Linked DNA regions of Homo sapiens: region 1 is linked to region 2. A link is a contact called in ENCODE Hi-C or POLR2A ChIA-PET data. All regions are on one chromosome and are shown on one strand. Each heading gives the region's core, a stretch centred on a gene start or an enhancer-like site at or near the end of the contact. The rest is flanking DNA. Distances are from core to core; before and after follow the strand shown. Region 1 overlaps GALNT10 (polypeptide N-acetylgalactosaminyltransferase 10). Region 2 overlaps GALNT10 (polypeptide N-acetylgalactosaminyltransferase 10).

Evidence for each region. Hi-C counts contacts between places; a loop is a spot of excess contacts on that map. ChIA-PET counts read pairs that join two places held with the same protein, here RNA polymerase II (POLR2A). Pooled maps may share reads with other maps.
Region 1: a loop to region 2 is called in a pooled map, with 2.9 times the contacts of the local background. The contact joins two enhancer-like sites. A Hi-C loop is called at or near these places in 2 of 168 maps with a recorded cell type or tissue (PC-9 and ascending aorta) and 8 of 50 pooled maps. POLR2A ChIA-PET finds 5 or more read pairs at or near these places in 2 of 52 experiments (A673 and MCF 10A).

Annotation. Positions count from the first base shown.
Region 1 is chr5:154,365,997-154,369,653 of GRCh38, forward strand. The region is part of intron 4 of GALNT10 (polypeptide N-acetylgalactosaminyltransferase 10); the gene reads left to right. Among named protein-coding and RNA genes, the nearest start is that of MIR1294, 21 kb to the left of the region's middle. Within about 2 kb of position 2,140, at least 15 of the 41 ENCODE cell types and tissues checked have a DNase peak (open chromatin) inside an H3K27ac peak, as active enhancers do; they include PC-9, where a contact is called at or near this core.
Region 2 is chr5:154,212,633-154,216,810 of GRCh38, forward strand. The region is part of intron 1 of GALNT10 (polypeptide N-acetylgalactosaminyltransferase 10); the gene reads left to right. Among named protein-coding and RNA genes, the nearest start is that of GALNT10, 24 kb to the left of the region's middle. Within about 2 kb of position 2,024, at least 3 of the 41 ENCODE cell types and tissues checked have a DNase peak (open chromatin) inside an H3K27ac peak, as active enhancers do; they include PC-9, where a contact is called at or near this core.

The DNA.
Region 1 (3,657 bases), core at 890-3,389, 150 kb after region 2:
AAGGCATGTATATCAAGAGCAGATAGTACTCGTTTTGGTTGGAACTCCACCAGCAGTTGTTTGCTGTTTTAGACAATCATGTCATCAACAGCAGTGCTGCTTAGGGCACTTGAGTTGCCAGCCCTGTCTGTTAGGTAAAATAATATGCAGTCCAATATATGGCACTTACAAGTGTGAGCATTTGGCTTCTTCTCTGTCTTCTTGTAGTCAGCCTAAGCATTTATGTTGAAACACATATTATTTTATTATTTCTCCTTTACATCACAATTGGAACATTATTAGAATTTTTGGAAATGGGTGTTAGGCAGGTTATACTACATATTAATTTTATTTTAAGGTATTAAAGGGTGCCATATAAAACAGCTGTTTCATAAAGGGGCATTGAGTTGGAGAAGGTTGAAAACCCCTGAATTTTCCTTTAAACTGGAGCTACGAGGTAAAAATAAAAATTTTAAAAAAGAAAAAGAAAACCCCTGAATTAGAGGGTGAGTGAGTCAGCCGGATGTTGGAGCTATGTTGGTCTTTGACTAAGGGGGTTAGGTCCAATTCCCTCAGATCTGCTGTGTCCTTGATGTTTTCCAGCTGCTGAGACAATAGGCCCATAGATACCAAAAGCTCCAATACACACCTTTTCCTGGCAACTCTTATGGTGGTAGGAAAGACAACTAAAAAAGGCCCTCTGGAGTCTTTGGGAGAAGGAAATTGGCTATTTGGGAATAACCTCTTCCTCCACCTATTGGTACTTCAGAGATCTCAAGTCAACAGAAAATGATTCTGGTAATGATCTATTGAGGTAAGCAATGCAATGATAGTCCTGTGTATAAAACCCTGGGCACATTGTTGTCCATTCTCAGAAGGCTAGTAACAATAGCAATAGTAACCATGGTATGTCATGCAGAGTACTAGCCTTGGGTCAGGGGCCGTGGCAGAGGACCACCTGTCTCAGGATCAAGTGGGCCACCTTTTAACATTATAGGTTCCAGGCTGTGCCCTAGGCCAGGGTTTTTCAGATGGTAGGAGTAGACTCATTGGAAGGTCATAAAATCAGTTTACAGGGTCATCATGTCCAGGATTTTAACAAAAATAGAATACAAGAGGATAGAATAGAAAAAAATAAATGTATCCCAGTGAATCACACCTTGTATTTCAGTTATATGTGTGTGTATACTTTTGTATATATTTGTTTCAGGTCATGATGTAAAATGTATTTCTTTCTATGAGTCACAGTCAAAGGTTTGAAAGCCACTGTTCCCAGACATGTAGAATCAGAATCTGTGAGACTACCTCAGCATCTGTGTGGAAACCAGTTTCCCTGGGGGTTCTTGGGGCTGAGGTTTGAGAACCTTTGCTGTGAGCCCTATTGGGATATGTGTTCATTTGTCAGACCTTTTCTCACTTGAAGGTGAGAGGACGGAAACAGAGCAGCCAGGCTAGGTGGGGACCAGTGTGAATCTGAGGGCTGTGCTCAGAGACAGGAGGAGGGATGGGAGGGCACCCAAGCCAGCACCCACCCGCTCGCAGGTTTGCTGGGGTAGGGGGCAGAATAGTCTTGGATTCCTTAAAGAACTTCAGTTTTGGCCAGGCACAGTGGCTCACACCTGTAATCCCAGCACTTTGGGAGGCCGAGGTGGGCGGATCATGAGGTCGTGAGATCAAGACCATCCTGGCTAACATGTTGAAACCTCGTCTCTACTGAAAATACAAAAACAAAATTAGCTGGGAGTGGTGGCGGGCACCTGTAGTCCCCGCTACTCAGGAGGCTGAGGCAGGAGAATGGCATGAACCCAGGAGGCGGAGGTTGCAGTGAGCCGAGATCGCGCCCCTGCACTCCAGCCTGGGTGACAGAGCAAGACTCCGTCTCAAAAAAAAAAAAAAAGAGAGAGACTCAGTCTCAAAAAAAACAAAAAGAAGAACTTCATTTTTCTATTATTCTAGCAGGAAACATGGGATTCTGGTTTTGATCATTTAGAGTTCCTAATATGATCAAGATGGCCTAGGTTGATTTTTCTAAACTCACCTTCGGCATTATGTCACACCAGTGATCTGATCCTCAAACCTTTAGCATGCCTAGGAATCACAGGGAAGGCTTGTTAAAATCCGGCTCAGTGGGCCCCACCCATCTGCTTCAGTAGGTTTAAGGTGAGGCCTAAGAATGGACATTTCTACTAAATTCCCAAATAATGCTGATGCATCTGGTCTGGACTCACACTTTGAAAACCACTGTGTGAGATCACCAGAAAGGAATGTACCCAGCATAGATCCTGGCACAGCAGGAGCTCAGGAAATGCTTTCTTGATTAAACTGGACTGAATTCTCCTCAGCAGAGATGCTCTCGCTGAGGTTCAGTCGGCTCTCTGCTTTCAATGGTGCAAGAAATGGCTGGTTGATATTGAATTGTATGCTTTAAATGGGTGAATTGCATAATATGTGAATTATATCTCAGTAAAGCTGTTATCAAAAAGAAGAGGAGGAGGAAAGGAAGGGAAAAAAAAGAAATGGCCGGCTTTCCAAGCTGCTCATCAAAAGTGTCCATTATGCCTGAAATTGTCTTACAAGCGGACTCATGTCAAAGGAAAACAAAGGTCCTCTAGCTGAACTCTGAGCTTCCTTTCAGCTCTGCCACTCTCTAAAATTCCTCCTGGGGCTCTGAGCCAGAAAAAGTATGTCTTTCCTGAAGGGCTGATCTGTTTCCCTTTTCCAAACAGTAAATGATGCTTAAATGCCTGTGCATTTCACCTGCCAAAACCCGTCCTGATATAAACATAGCTTTCCTTCTCAACTTGTCTTTTTAATTTTCCTGCTGTTTATATTTACCTGTCTATAAGTTTTTCAAGCAAGGGAAAGCCTTAGACATCCTAGAGGACTAGGGTTGGAAACTGGTATTTGCCAGGCAGAATAGAGAGACTGAGGGCATTGAGAGGTGGTGTAGTTGCATGGTTAATAATAACAGCTTTGGAATCAGAAATACCTGCTATGATTCCTGGCTGTCACCTACCAGCTGTCTGAAAACAGATTCACACAAAACTTCTATGAGACTCATTTTCTCTTTGTCTAAGAAAGTTGTCACAAGAGAGTGGTCACTAAGAGAGTTGTCACAAGAATGAAATGAGGCCAGGTACAGTGGCTCATGCCTGTAATCCCAGCACTTTGGGAGGCCGAAGTGGGTGGATCACTTCAGATCAGAAGTTCGAGACCAGCCTGGCCGACGTGGCGAAACCCCATCTCTACAAAAAATACAAAAATTAGCCAGGCATGGTGATGCAGGTCTGTAATCCCAGCTACTCAGGAGGCTGAGGCAGGAGAATCACTTGAACCCAGGAAGCGGAGGCTGCAGTGAGCTGAGATGGCACCACTACACTCCAGCCTGGGTGACAAAGTGAGACCTCGTCTCAAAAACAAACAAAAAAAACCCCAAAAAGAATGAAATGAAGCAATGTGTATGATAGACAGCAACAGGGCCTAGGCACGTGGTAAGCACCTGACAAATCTTGACGATGATAAAGGTGAGGGCCCACCTCATCTTAACATTTCCTTTGGTTGGAAACACCGGAGTATCAAAACAGGATAAAAGATGATGCTGTTTACTAACGTGTACCCTCCTCTCTCTCCAAATGGATTGCCAGTACCTTGTGACACACCAAGATTTACAAGTGAATA
Region 2 (4,178 bases), core at 774-3,273:
TTGTAAGTGAGTGAGTTACAGCTTGTAAGTGAGTGGTTAAGATCACAGGCTCCAGGCCGGGCATGGTGGCTCATGCCTGTAATCCCAGCACTTTGGGAGGCCGAGGCGGGCAGATCACAAGGTCAGGAGATTGAGACCATCCTGGCTAACAGGGTGAAACCCTGTCTCTACTAAAAATACAAAAAATTAGCCAGGCGTGGTGACAGGTGCCTGTAGTCCCAGCTACTCGGGAGGCTAAGGCAGGGGAATGGCGTGAACCCGGGAGGCGGAGCTTGCAGTGAGCGGAGATCGCGCCACTGCTCTCCAGCCTGGGCGACAGAGTGAGATTCCATCTCAAAAAAAAAAAAAAAAGATCACAGGCTCCAGAGTCAGACCTATGGGTTTAAATTTCAACGCTTCTACTTTAGAGCTTTGAGCAGGTGACTTTAACCTCTCTGTGCCTCAGTTTCCTAATCTGTAATATGCATATAAAACTATTCAATGTTCTCAGCACAGTGCCTGGCATGTGATGAGCATTAGGTGCTATTGCTACTATTATCAGCTCACAGTCAAACACAGCTATGCTCTCCTTGAGTTCTTTGCATTGGTTTGTTATAAAGAGTTGAGATGAGAGAAGTAAGTGGTAACTACAGCTACCACTCTTCATTTGTAGGGATTAAGAATTTGAAAGGAAAAACAACCTCTCCAGGCCGAACATTCCTACAGGTCTTAAATGACACATTCTGGCCATTCCCAGTTTCTCTCTGTTTTATGTCCATGAGGATATCAATGCTTTGAGGGATGCCTGGCCATTCCCCTCTCTGTATAGGCACACATAGTGGCTAAGCTGGGTTTCAGGAAGCTGAACTTGAGTTGACATCTTTCTTTGGAAATGCTTTCCCTCTTGAGGGGCAAGGGACACTGGCTTGGATATAAATCAGGATATCACAGGATATCAGTCATTCAGGATACAAGTCTATGCCGTGGGGTTATTTTTTTTTCCCTTACTGTGTGGCCCAGACTGAAGTGCAGTGATCATAGCTCACTGCACCCTCAAACTCTTGGGCTCAAGTGATCTTCCTGCTTCAACACCCCCGGTTGCTGGGACTATAGGCAGGTGCCACCATGCTGGCTAGTTTTTGTACTTTTTGTAGCGACAGGGATCTTGCTATGTTGCCCAGGCTGGTCTCAAGACTCCTGGCCTCAAGTGATCCTCCTGTCCTGGCCTCCCAAAATGTTAGGATTACAGGCACGAACCATGTGCACAGCCTGTATTGTGTATGCTAGAGCCAATTACTAAATCTTTCTGGGCCCCAAGGGTCTCTTTTGCAAGAAGGACATAGCAACTTCTCCCTTCCAGAGTTCTCCATCAGAAAGAGGATTGAGAGGGTATGTTATAGAAACTGTTCAACTCTAGTGCAAGGTTTTAGGAGTCTTCGTTTCCTTCCAGTTATTTGAGAAATGTGGCTTCTTCAAGCAACTGGAATACTGAAAGCCTTTTTGATGGGAATCACTCCTCCCTAACCACTTCCACCCACACCTTCTTTGGTAAAACATTTTTGAGAAAAATTGGTTTTGATCTGAATTCTGAGGACCAAAACAGCCTCCAAAAATCAAGCACAAAAAAAAAAATCAGCCTCCAAAATAAAAAACCAGGTGGTTCTCCTATTGAAAATTCAAACCTGATAACCAACCAGAGGGACTTATCTTTTAGAATTAATCTTTTTTCCATCTTTAATGAATTGGCATTTGTCTGCTCTGCCGGTTCATTGTGGAATTCAGCCTCATGTTTCATTGTGATCTCAGAAGCAGCGAGCACTCATCACCGGTGGGAATGATAGAGCCTAATTTGGAAAAAGGAGAAAAAAAACCCCAAACCTCCTCCCTTTCATTTCCTCACTTTAGACTAAAATGCTTCCTTTTTTAAACTTAAAAAAGGGACTAATTTTTTTCTTTTCAAAATTGGTTCAGATATGCATGAACCATTTTTTAAAAAATTATTGCACAACTCAGTATATTCATTACACACCGAGGTTATGAGTAAGTCTTCCCTGAATCATCTTGTGGTACAAAGTGACGGGAAGGGATTCAGTCAGCTACCTGTACAGGAGGCTCATTCTGTTTCTCTCCTCCATTTTCTCATTATGAAACTGTACTTTTCAGAAGACAAAAAGGGGAGAAGATAAGGGAAGAGGAGGAGGAAAATGTCAGAGGGAAACCTAGAGCTGTCAGCAATTACTGCTTTCCAACTGCCTAACCTCAGAGCAATTACTTAAACTCAGAGCCCCTGCCCCACTTCTGAAATGGGGATAATAACAGTAATGGCTATGTTGCAGGGCTGTGGCAATGATTAACTGAGAAAATACCCATGGGAAACATGCTTTGTAAATTCCATTATACTATTGTTGGTACTGAGATATGACTGCATATATGTATAACTTGTGTGATTCTTAAAAATTAATTTTAAAAGGGTTGCCTTTATTTTTAGAAACAGAGTTTGAGTTGGAAGGGAACGTTAGGAATCATTCAGTACGACGTGTCACCCTGGAGAGAAGTCCTCTCTATAGTTGCCTTCAAAGGTGTTATCTAGCCTGGGCGCAGTGGCTCACGCCTGTAATCCCAGCACTTTGGGAGGCTGAGGCGGGCGGATCACGAAGTCAAGAGATTGAGACCATCCTAGCTAACACAGTGAAACCCCGTCTCTACTAAAAAATACAAAAAATTAGCCGGGTGTGGTGGTGAGCACCTGTAGTCCCAGTACTTGGGAGGCTGAGGCAGGAGAATGGCGTGAACCCGGGAGGTGGAGCTTGCAGTGAGCCGAGATGGCGCCACTGCACTCTCCAGCCTGGGCGACAGAGCAAGACTCCGTCTCAAAAAACAAAAAACAAAACAAAACAAAAAAGGTGTTATCTAGGTATTGGCTTGAATAGCTCCAGGGATGTGGAGGTCACCACCTCTGTCTTTTCTTCTTTTTCCTAATTATCCCTGCCTTTTAGTTCTTCTAGACCTAAGATATAACAGTGATTTTCCTTCTCCTGAAGATAGACAGCAAAAGAATACTGTCATGGTTAAAAATGAATAAACATGCCACAGCATGCATTGTGAAGATCTGCCATCTGTGTGCATCGCTGCTGCAGGTATGTTAGCCAGTCTCCAAAGTGTTTGAACTACTTGTTCAAGGGGATCTGGTGTTCTCTGTAGCAGAAGCTACTGAGTTATTAGGGGTAAGGCTTCAGCCCTGGGGCAGAAGGAGGACTTGGCAGGGCCCTCTTAGCTCTGAGCATCTGCATACCTTTCTGTTTTTTAGCTGGTGGTTTATCTAGCTTTAGGTATATAAAGATTTATTTGAAAAGGTAGAGTTTGTGGCAGTAATTGTTACCTTCTCTTCTTCTCTCCTCTCTTTCCCCTCTGAAGTGGAGGGGAAACCTGTTTGTTTCATGCCAGCTTCTGCCACTGATGTTTTCACTGCTTTCTGTTCAAGATGTTATGGTGAGGGAGGAGGCAGAGACCAGGGTCAGGAGGATCTTGGAGATCATCCCAGCCAGCACTTTACAAACTGTCTCTGGAAGTTCACATGGATGCTTCAGTGTTTACATTGTTTCAAATTGTTAGCTCTTTTTAAAGTTGTAATAATAATAATATTATTTTTAAAAAATACTGCTATGTGTTATATACTGCATTTTTACGTGTTGAAGGTCACCAGCTTTTTCTTTTAACATCTGTTTAATTGAAGATAATCCTGAGATTATAGGGCAGGCTGTGTTTTTTAAAAAAATGTATCTACTTATTCATCAAATGCATCAACTCTCCATTAAATTAAAAAGATTTTTTTTAGCATTGGGCAACTAAAACCAAACAGAAAACTATACTTTGAGGCAGATGTAAGCTGCAAGCTGTTGTCTCCAATTCCTGAGTTCAGATTATTTGTGTTCATCAGAACAACCTCATTGTCCTCGTTGGTTAATTTTCAGTAAATAAATGTTATTAATTTGAAAATTAGAAATTTGTAATCATAAAATGCACCTCCAAGTCTTACCAATTGAAAGACTTCACTCACTGAAAACCTACCAGCTTCTCAGAGAACATGAAACTGGCATTCCTCAGTTGTTTGGGAATTCCTTCTAGTCCATCATTATTTATTTATTAAATTGTACTCCAGGTGGACTATATAACAAGATCGTATTTGCACAAGAAGGCCT